Regions from separate parts of the Mus musculus genome. Here region 2 is linked to region 1. A link is a contact called in ENCODE Hi-C or POLR2A ChIA-PET data. All regions are on one chromosome and are shown on one strand. Each heading gives the region's core, a stretch centred on a gene start or an enhancer-like site at or near the end of the contact. The rest is flanking DNA. Distances are from core to core; before and after follow the strand shown.

What was found. A loop is a pair of places that touch in the nucleus more often than their neighbours do. ChIA-PET counts read pairs that join two places held with the same protein, here RNA polymerase II (POLR2A).
Region 2: a map of Patski shows a loop between it and region 1 (2.9-fold over the local background). The contact joins the enhancer-like site here to the promoter of Bmp6 in region 1. A Hi-C loop is called at or near these places in 1 of 37 maps with a recorded cell type or tissue (Patski). POLR2A ChIA-PET finds 5 or more read pairs at or near these places in 1 of 5 experiments (Patski).

Annotation. Positions count from the first base shown.
Region 1 is chr13:38,341,822-38,347,376 of GRCm38, reverse strand. Bmp6 (bone morphogenetic protein 6) reads right to left here and starts at 1,661. Exons shown (of 7, transcript NM_007556.3): 1 at 790-1,661. The coding sequence starts at 1,444. It overlaps Gm47990 (a long non-coding RNA gene), which reads right to left. Exons shown (of 2, transcript XR_003950672.1): 2 at 3,254-3,498.
Region 2 is chr13:38,446,410-38,452,184 of GRCm38, reverse strand. The region is part of intron 1 of Bmp6 (bone morphogenetic protein 6); the gene reads right to left. Among named protein-coding and RNA genes, the nearest start is that of 4930579J19Rik, 12 kb to the left of the region's middle. Within about 2 kb of position 1,589, at least 1 of the 3 ENCODE cell types and tissues checked has a DNase peak (open chromatin) inside an H3K27ac peak, as active enhancers do.

The sequences.
Region 1 (5,555 bases), core at 412-2,911:
AGAACATTAGTGGCAGAGCCCAATTTAGCCGCCCTCGACTTTCCATTCTGTTGCCTGGCAACGGAGTTCAGTAGAGCTCAGCGGCCAACCCTGGCCCCTACCCCCGCACCCTTTCTCTGCCCCCAGGAGCTTGGACAGCATTGATTGAAGGGTCAACCTTTTGGGACAATGGCCAAGGGCATGAGAGCGCAGGCACTGGGTGGATTACCCCAATTGCGCTGGAATCTCGCCCCATACTGACGCAAGCCCCGCCTGGCGGGGATTGGCACACCTTCCAAGGTCCTGGTGGGACCTTCCTCAGCCACCGAAGCCCTCCTTCCTCAACACCTGTGAATCTCTCTAAAGCATTCAGATCAGGTTCTCGGAGTTCTCAACTGCTGGGGGATTCCCTGACGGTCACTATGGGTAAAGCGGCACTCCGAACGTCCAGGGGGCAATGGAGGACAGTTCAGAGGGGAAAGAGTGCAGAGGACCTTATTCTTAGGAACCTTGGCCAAACTCATTTGCGTTGAAGTGGCCCGAGCTCGTCAGAAATAAGAATACAGGGAAAAGTGCCCCATGTTCCCCGAAAAAGACAACCTCTGCGGGCACCTCTGCGTGTTCCAGCTCCTCCCATTGCAGCGGAGCGCAGGCGAGCACTCGGCCGCGCAGGTGTCCGGAGCACCAGCTGTCCCACATCCCCGCCGCGCGCGCACGCGCGCGCTCCTCCACCTCTTCCCACCACCTGAGCCCAGGAGACTGCAAAGGAGGGATCTACCCTCCGCGCGATGCTACCCCCAAAATCCTTACCCAGGTTCACAAAGCTCATGACCATGTCCGCGTCGTTGAGGAAAGCGCTGTCCTGCGCGCTAGTCAGTGGGGACGCACCGCCACCGGGTCCCGGGGCCAGGAGACTCTTGCGGTTCAAGGAGTGTGCAGCGCCGGGAGACGGCTGCCTGAGCTGGGACGAGCTGGCCCCTCCGTGGGACCCAGGCTCTTGCCCCACACCCTCCGATGCCCCATCCTCTTCGTCGTCATTGGACAGGGCGTTGTAGAGATCCAGCATGAAGAGTGGAGCGGACTTCAGCCGCCCTGGAGGGGGCTCCTCGCGGGCCGTCTGCTGCTGCTGCTGCTGCTGCTGCTGCTGTGGCGGGAGCACCGGGGGCTGAGGCTGCTGGAGACCGTGCAGGGGCCGCGGCCTGTGCGGGAGCCCCAGCACCGACAGGATCTCCTTTTGCATCTCCCGCTTCTCGTGGGTCTTGAGCCGCCGATAGAGGAAGCCCGAAGAAGAGGACTGTGGCGGTGGCTGCTCAGCGCGCACCGGGCTCCCGCCGGCTCCCAGCAGCTGCCCCCCGGCGGCGGCCGCGGCTACCGGCAGAGGGGGCCGCAGTGGCGGGGGGCCGCAGCTGCACAGCAACCCCCACCACCAGCACAGCCACTGCGCCCTCCGCCCCAGCCCGGGCATCGCCGCCCAGCCCGGCTGCCCCCGCGGGGCCCGCGAGGCGTCGAGCGGCGGAGCGAGGCCGGAGCGCGGAGGCTGTGGCCCTCGGAGTGGGCAGCCCCCGCCACCTCTCGGCGGGCTCTCTTCCCGGTCCTGGCACTCAGTCCTTATCTCTCATGGTCATCCGCGGCGCCCCCAGAAGCCCGGGTGGAGAAGAGACGACGGGGCGACGGCCAGGATCCTCCACTCTCCCGCAGGTCTCTGGAGGCGCACGGGCTGAGTGAGCCAGGTGTGTCCTAGGCAGGACTGCGCTGCAGCCGGCGTCCCCGGGCGGGTCACGGCACGGTCACTCGCAGTCTGCACACGTGCGCTGCCCTGAACCCTCAGAGGCGGCTGGCCGAGGGGGGCCGGAGACGACAGATCAAGAGGTGGAGGCGATGCCGGGCACCATCCCCTCGCACGCCTCTCCTGGCTTGTAGGACAGTCGTGAAGTTTACTCCCCTGTGGGTCCCAGGCTGTGGCGTCCCTGCGTCCTAAAAAGCCAATTTTCTCCGCGCGGTTTTAACTTCCCTCTGGTCCGAAACTCAGCGCCCCTCCGCCTTCGGGCACCGTCTCTCCCCCTCGGAATCTCCGCGCGCCTCCCCAAGTGGAGGCGGCCACGATCTAGCTTTCCTCTCGGCAGTCTCTCGGGTGCCCGGAGGATCCCGCTCTCCGAGGCGATGAGAGAGACGAGGAGCGGAACTCGGAACGCAGGCTGCGGCGTCGGCTCGGGGATTCGCAGTCTCCCGCCTCTGCGCACTGCGCTCCCGGCCGCCGCCAACGTGGGCTTTCTGCTGCGCGTCTCGCTCAGGTACCGCACTCAAGCCCAGGAACGCCCTGCCCTACTCGGTAACGGACAGGCTACCAGCCAATGGAGAGGTGACTCTTGCGGGCTATTTACATAGGCCCACCCCCTTCTTTCACCCTCCCTTCTCCCAGGGCCTTGCCTCTGCCTAGCGAGCGTAGGTTTCTAGCACACAGAATTCTTGGAGGCATCAGGAGTTGCTTGGGCGGGTAAGAAAGGCAAAGAGGTCATTGCTAGGAAGACAGATCCGATCACGACCCCGATCTAAACTTTCTTCTTCCTCTGCTAAATAAAAGCAAACACAGCTATTTAATCCATGCCGTTACCGAAGGAGAAAATAGTATGACAGTTTTCTCCTTCTCTGCTCAGTTTCTCTTATTGATGGAATGTAGGCGTTTAGCAGACACGTGGCTCTCAAAGGCAGCTGCTGTAAGTTAAGACACACCCTGCGAGGAAGCTGCTCACACACTAGCTGCAAAGAGGGCAGGACAAGCCAAACCAGAGTCCTGGAGGTTTCCAGTCGGATATTTCAATTTATTTCTTCGTTTGGGCTGCATTTGAGTTCTTAAACTACAACCCAAACGAAAGGGGTTACGATCTGCTAGTGTTACGAGGAAAGCCTTCCCCATCCTCTTGCTAGTCTCTCAATGCAGTTGCCGTTGGCAATTGCATCTTAATGAGCTGAAATGCAATTATTAGACACACCGTTCCAGGTAAAACGTAAAGACGGTGGTAAAGATGGCCTTCAGCCAGGGCAGAAGCCTGGAAAGTATAGAAAATAGCCAGGATAATAAACAGGGCCCTCAACACAGGTTGCTTCTATCCTTGAACAAACTGGGACCACTCCCAACACTGCCTTCTACCAATAAACATGTCAATTCATGGCTCAAATGGCCACTCATCTCTAGATGGTAGAAGCAAATGCCCTTTAAACATGTGAGTCTTTCACCTGACAAGAATGGAAGGATTAGGAAAGAAAATAAGCCACCCACTTTCAGTATTGGTTTATGGGGTCTGAAACATTTTAGATAATTGTTGCTAGGATGCTAGAGACATCAAAAGCGTGCACCGTTTCTTCTGTCCAGGACACTGTACAAGTATGAAGTCACTGCTGTGCTGCTAGAGAGGCCAGGAACTCCACTCAGAAGATCTGAAGTCACAACAAGTACTCATGAGCTTCAAGCTGGGGGCCTCCTCCTTGCACACACTCAGCCACATCTTCTTTGTAAGAGGTCTGACAAGACACATGCGGAATAAAAGAAGCGCAAATTATAAGGGCAGTGAAGACAACACTGGAATCTGTAAAAATAGAAAAACAAACTAAGCCCTAAAGGTACTCCATTAGGGAGTGCCATTTAAAACACAAAAGTGGGCTTGTGGGCTGGTGAGATGGCTCATTGGGTAAGAGCACCTGACTGCTCTTCCGAAGGTCAGGAGTTCAAATCCCAGCAACCACATGGTGGCTCACAACCATCCATAACGAGATCTGACTCCCTCTTCTGGAGTGTCTGAGGACAGCTACAGTGTATTTACATATAATAAATAAATAAATAAATCTTTTTTTAAAAAGCGAGCTTGTGACTCATTTGGGGTATATGACTCTGTGAAAATGAGCCTAGTGAAGAACAGACATGTAGGGCTACACTACTGCCCCCTCTGTAGGGTTCCCCCCCCCTTGTGGCGTGAGTCTAAAATGACATGTAGTGAAGTATTATCAACCACAGTCCTTAACAGCATCTCTAACTCAGGCCTGTCACAGACTCCCCACCCCTACCAAGAGGAATTCTGTTCTCAAAGAATAGTGCTAAAATAAGGGGGTGTTTGGGGGGTGTCTTCAGGTGGTGAGTATGAGAGTCTGAGGAAGCCCCCCCCCCCAAAAAATGTGAGGTAAGATGTCATAAGGTCAGTGACATTCAGCCAAAGGTCACAAGAGATGTGTTCTGCATGTCTATGGTGCACTCTCAACCTGGACATGCCATATTTACAGGAAGCAGGCAGCCAAGCACTTGGGCCCACCTAGTTCAAAGGGATGAATAAAGAGGTATAATCCTAAGAGTTCAATGACATCAGACTGGGACCACAGCTTCTCTATGTATGTCAAGTGAAACTCGGGGTGGAAAGAGAACCTTCATCCATGTCCCTCCCGCTCCTGTTTTCCTGACCACATCCCATTAGAGACTCCACGTGGCCCGGAGGTGTCAGAGCAGAGGACTAGCACAAAGCACACGTGTGATTCTAAGTGGATACAGAATAATGGCATTGAAGGAACTTGTTTGAGCAGGTCTGCCTCCAGAGTTCACTGGAACCTGTGAACACTTGGAGAAAATCAGAGGCCACTTCGCCCCCTGCAGGACACCAAAATATTACTGCCCCTTCCTCTGTAAACCCAGACAAGTTTCCCTCACTTTTCTCTGAGCATCTCTCAAGCATTTGGGGGTTGGGGGCGGGGGCAGAGGAGAAATCTCGTCAAGAAGCCAGATGTGTGAGCCAACCCATAGCAAACATCTGGTTGCTTGGCTGACATTTCATGCAGATGGCCTCAGTCTCTGGAAATAGGTTGTCTGTCCCACCCTTGCCCCACTTCACGAAGTGAAGATGGCCTCACCATAAAGCACAAATTTGTTCCACACGTTTGGTGATACTAGAGACAGGGTGGGAATTCTCACGGGGACACAGAGTAACTCACAGAAAATTCTTAAAAATGCCTACTTTCAAAGTGGTTCCTTACCAGTTGTGGAGAGCTCTATGTTTACAATGTGTTTGGCCTAATAAATTCTGATTTGAAAAGATGGTGCTTGTTAATTTAACATGCCAAATATCCTTGTTTCAAAATGATACTGCTTATCCATTTGATATGCTAAGTGCTCTGTTCTTGCCCATAAACCACATCATTAACAATACACTACAAGTAACCCGGCAGTAACGACACACATCTGTAATTCCAGTAGTTCGAAGCCAGCCTGGTCTACAGATCAAGTTCCAGGACAGCCAGGACTACGTAGAGAAATCTTCTCTCAACAAAACCCAAACCGAAACAAAGCAAAAACAAAACCACAAGTACACTCGTTGATTTTTGTATTCAGTCAGACCCATTCAACTGCTTGGCCCAAAGCCTTAAGCTGTTGCTTTCAAAATTCAACATAGAAGTCCTCTAATATGTGGCTGTAGTTCTTAAAAGCCTGAGGTCTGCCCTCCCCGAGTCCTTGGGACACTCCACTCATAAAATCCTAAACTCTCAGCATTATAATTAGCACAAGGTTGGAGGAGTTTGACATCAATTCCAAAATATAA
Region 2 (5,775 bases), core at 340-2,839, 100 kb before region 1:
CGGGAATATTTTCCAGCCAAACTAAAAGCCAAGGCATCATGAGATGATGGTGAAGGTCTTCACAGGGTTGTGTGTTGATGCCTGGGTGGGGGTGTGTGGGTGTGGGCTCTAAACCCAAGAATGAAAAGACACCACCATGGAATGAAAAGACACCACCATGGCGGTGCAAAGAGCTTCCTAGTCCAGCTATGCGATCTGCATACAAACAGACCAGGGCCTCTCCTTTCCTTTAATAGACAAAACTTGGATCCCAGGCCCCTGCAAAAACATTAACAAAATGTTTCTCCCAACATGGCTCCAAGAGAATGGCTTGCCTTTTCTGTACTTCCCCCCCCCCCCCCCCAAGTCCCCAAGACTCAGTTGAGCTGCTTCTGTGCAGCCCTGTTGGATTCTCAATGTACTTGAAAAGGTAACATTCTCTGCTTGGCCAAACTCATACAAACTCACTGGGGCCAAGTGTGAGACTATCTGACTGGAAACAGACAAGACAGAGAACACCCCAGAACGCTGGAGGAGAGAAAAATCCACAGCCTGTCGCTTCCACTTTGCTGTCTCAAGAGAAACGTAACCTCTCAGCTAACCAGGTAGTCCTGACCAGAGCAATGCTATTGTAAAGCTGTCCTATTCCTGAGGCCCCCAGAGATGCCAGCCTACCAAGGCATTTGGGAATCCTTTCCCTCCTACAGGGCGACCACGATCAGTAACATAGAGCCAGGAAGAAAAATTAATCTGGGAACCTTTCAAGTGTGACAGATTAGTGGCAGGCTCTTATTTATAGTTTTTCATTTGGTTTTGATTTACTAATTAACGTGGGGTAAGGAAAATACGCTCTGGGTTGAGTTGAAGCCTGTTCTCTCACAGTGTCTCATCTCAGCTTCCCGGGGCCGTTGGTGAAATGTGACTTTTGGATCTGCTGCTCCTCAATAATGCCCATGTCTAACATGACTTTGCCATGTCACTTCAGGATTGAGCTTAGGAAAAAACCAGGCTGGAGAAGTGCATTCTTATCCAAGCCTATATCTGAGGGGAGGGGAGCAGAGCAGAACAATGGGAACAACAAAGTGGCCAGCCAAAGGTTTCTCAGTTTCTCCCTCTCTGCTCTAATTCAAAACATTATACTTTATTATTGCGGCCCACACCAGACGGCGCATTCTTCGCTCTGGTGATTCACTTCGGGTTTTTTTTTTTTTTTTTTTTCCCCTCCTGACCACACAATGGACAGAGGATCCCCGTGTGAAGTGACCGATTTGCCTCCGGACCCGGTCCAAGCTAAACTGTTCACTTGACATTCTGTTTTCCCAGAAGCACAGCAGGTCCTCGCCCATAGGAGAGGGTCCACAGGGTGGGTGGCTCCCCACCTCCCCCTGGCTAAGTCACAAGGTCTCAGATCACAGGAGGATGAGATCAGCAAGCAGGCATTTCCGCAGGTTTGCAGGAGTGAGCGGAGCAGAACAGTAAAGATAGGCCGAGGGCAGCAAGCATCTCGGACTTGACTTTTGACCTGGGGGTTTCTTGAGAGCAACATTCCAGCCTCACCAGAGCTCTGAGATAATAAAGAGCCAACGTCCACAGAGCGGAAAGGGGACAGGCAGGGCTGGGGGGGATTGGGTAACTCAGTGGCAGAGCACTTGCTGCGGGGAACATGTGGAAGACCTGAGATCTCTCCCCAACACTGAATATAAAAGGGTGAGAGGTGATGTAGGAGGAAGGAGGCGGGGTTGTTGAGGATATCAATGAGCATGCGCCAAGCATGCGCCTGGGAAGAATGTACTGTACCAACAAAAGGCATCAGCCACGCAGTAAAGGCATACAATCACACAGATTAGAGCCCACTCCTCATCAGCGTACGATCACCCTAACTTCATATTTACAAATGAGGTGTGTTGGTACTGCATCTTGGCTGGTACCTCAAGGAAAGGGTTGCCTCAGCATGGGCCCACAGAGGGACCCCCTCCCCCCACACCAGACTGCGCCCTCAACCAAACATCTCCCTGGATCCTCTCTTATCTTTTTACAAAACACAACAATGTACACTTGGTACAATGGGGTGTCACATCTTGATGCCCACACGGCTGGCACTTTGCCTTGACTTGTCTCTTTCTGTCTGGTATCAGCAAGAAGCAAGGTAAAAGGTGGGCGGGAATAAGTCACCAGCAATTATGCAAACCGTCGTCAACCAACTATATTTCCCACCAATTCTTTTACCAAAGCAACGAAACAGCAACCAGCAACTAATGGTCTCTCTTCTCGGAAGCTGACAAGAAGAACCCAGGACGGAATAAACGGCAAAGGACAGTTTGCCATTGGGGAACTCAAATCTAGGTTGGCAAAAGGTGTTGGGAGAGCCTCTCCAGGTAGACATGGCTCCCCGTGGTACCATGGGGAACCCAAGAAAACAGCTGGGAATAATCTGCCCAAGATGGAGAACACAAGAAAGCAAGCATGGCGCCTATTCTGGAAAGGATTTGACTGGGATGGAAGGACCTGACTGACGGAGTAAGGAGGGACAGGCTGGCTTTTGAGAGCTCCCTTTTGAACCAAAGAGGAACCCACCCGCCCAGGCTTGGCCACAGAGAGGGAGTGTTGTATGGGACGGCAACACTATGGTCCACCAACCCCAGACGTTGCTGACTGTGTAGTCTCAAGACCTACATCACCTGCCTTCCCCCGCCTTGCTATGCTGGAGACCTCGTATGATTAGGCAGGGCTAAGCCAGAAAGTACAGAGCAAGCAAAACGAGATTTCGGAACGCCTGTGTGACTTTCTTGTCTGTGTTGTCACTTTACCATTGGTTTTTATGGCCTCAAACAAAATGCCAATGGAAACAAAACTTAAAGCTGGGGTCTATTTTCTTGGACAGGCTGACATTTAATCTCAAAGAGCCTCAGCTATGTGGCTACATGAAGCTCTATGCCCTTCAAACAACACGATGGAAAACCCCTTTGTCTTCAATTCACTGCATTCAGGCAAAGGGAAACTTGGGGGGCAAAAATGGATTGAGCCTTGTCTTTGTCAGGACGCAAAAGTCCGGGTGCCCCAATGGTGATGACTAGAGACCCCCAGGGAGGCGTCACCCACCTCCACAGATGGTGAAGCAATCTCAAAGTCTTAGTGAAGGGCCTTCCTCCTTCATCTTCTCCCTCCCAGCTTCCTTGGGAAGCCTCCCTGAAAGTGCACTGTGACTCAACGTGGGAAAGAACTGCCCTCAGCCTGCTCCAGGACACACTGCCTCTCCACATTTGACCAGAACTCATCAAAGCAACAAACATTTTCAGAGCACTTAATACCTACCAGACGTGCTAACAAACAACCTTCGCAATCTCGAATCACACTCCACGTAGCTCATGTCTGCCCAAGAAATAAACTCAAAAGGCCATTACTGGGCTTCTAAGGACACCAAGCACAGGCTGAATCCTGCCCTGCCATTCAGTCGAGCCTGCAGACAAGGCTTCCCAAAAATTCTTTCCCCAGTGTCCTTGAAATGAAGTCCAAGGTCCTACACCAACCCACCCTTCCCACTATTAGTCAGAAAAAAAGGATGATGCAAGTCTGTCAAAAGGAAATATTAGAGAGGAAGAGAGAGAGCTTTCTAGAAACTTCTCCATGGCCACAGGGAGAGATACTCTGCCATTCACTACCTAGGAGATGTGTCCTGGGAGGACTCCTGGGAGATTTGGGTGTGTCAACAGGTCCAGATCTCCCTGTAGCCAACCACAACGGTATCAAGATTGTCATCACAACTTGTCTGTGTAGTGCATGTTCATACCCAAATATAGCATTATTTGAGGAACACGGTTGCTAGGTAACAATTTGTTGAACCTTTTTTTTTTTTAAATGTCGGTTGCCAAAAAGAGACCCCTGCCTCTAACAGCCAAGGTTTAAGTGAGGATAAGGCACACAGAAGCATGGGGGGGGCGCTATATGAAGCACAATCCTGCATAAATGAGTAACTCCTGTCTTCCCTACCCATCTTGGAGCCCAGCAGAGGTGATACTTAATCAGCATCATCTCCTACAGGTGAGCCCCACAGACATTCAGGAAAATGCCAGGCAAGACTCATCACTGGGCAGGGGGTAAGGGGGATACTCTGCGGGTAAGAGGGCTTGCTGCTCTTGTGGAGGAGTAAAGTTCGATTCCCAGCAACCACAATGGACCACTCACAAAGGCATGTAGCTCTAGCTCCAGGGGATAAACACCCTCCCCTGGCCTTCAAGGGCACCCACATACATGTGCCCATGTATATACACAGAGACAAACATACATACACATTAAAAATAAAGTAGATCTGAACTTTAATTTTCTTAAGAGACTCATCACAGCAATAGATGCAGTCCCTAAATTTAGAACACTTCTGTGGAAGAAGAAAGCCAGTGGTCTGGGAGGATCTAAAAGGGAACTAGAGGCACAAGAGAATGTTGAACAGGATGGCCACACTGGGTCATTTCAGACTTAGAAACCTTAAAATGGACCACTGCTAGAAAGGAGAGGCGGGGGCAGCCTCGGAGTTGCTGGAACAAACAAACCCAGCACAGCCTGGCTACACTGTGGTCAGTGGAATGAATGAAGTGCCCGAGGGACTCGTTGCTATGGCTTAAGATTCCGTCAGCTCAACAAGGCCACAACGGAGCCTGGCACCAGGACTTCTGAGAGTCACACCACACCCTGGGTCACTTTGCCTCACTTAGCACTGCTGTCCCCAGCAGAGTGGGAACAGATGTGTGGGGTTGGGCTGGGGGGATCTATGAGGTTGGAGACAATACCACAGAGGGATGAATAATTGCAAGGAATTGGGGGAATCCCAACATGGAGTGGACTTCAGGTAGCAGGAAAGTGTCTCCATACAAGCTCTCAGAATGGAAATAAAGCCCACAGAAACAGATCAAGCAAGTCCACCACAGGCTGGGATCTGGGGCAAGAGGTTGCACTGGGAACTAGGCTCATGCATAGGATGGGAATAGGGATCAGTTTCCAAAACCTGACCCAAGCCACAAAGCAATGTACACAGAGAGAAAGGAAGAGAAAGCGCCACGCGTTTCCAGAACTTGGGATGATATGTGGCCAGTCCCCCGTCTCCAAACAGTAGTTTATGCTGAATGCCAGTACCAGTAGCATCCCTCCTATAACAGTCTGAGCCCTTATCATATATACTTTTCCAGTGTGATCTGTGTCAGATACAAATCACTTCAGAACACTAAACATGAAGGGCCTGAGTGGTATGTGTACTGCGACCTAACGATAACGGCACACGGTATCCGTCTCACTGTGCTGACTGTATGATTAGGGTTATGGACTCAAAAGGAGGGGAGGAACTTACTCAAGGCCACATGGCTGATGAAGGCTTAGGGCCTTACCCCTAAACCCAGGTAGGAATTCCTATGTTCCAGAACCCACGGGCAGCCACCAGTACATACCTCTTATACCAGTATGAGTTCAGAAGACATAGTCAGTTCACAACTCGGCAATCTCCTGTCAGTGCAAGGCCCTGAGAGGGAAGTTTCGACTCATCTACCCAGATCAGAAAGCATCCCTCCAGTGGGAACAGGGAAATCAGAACACACAGCCCCACACTCTCACAGTTTGGGGCTCAAACTGCTACAGCACTGCAAGGCATGAACCCCACTCTGATTAGGAAGTAACATTTAAGTCAGACGTGGGCTCCGTGCTTGTAATCACAGCAGCAAGGAGTCCAATTTTTCCAAAGTCAAGGCCAGCCTGGGCTATCGAGCAATCTCTTGTCTCCAATAAAACAGAACATAACAAAAAGGAATCTGAGAT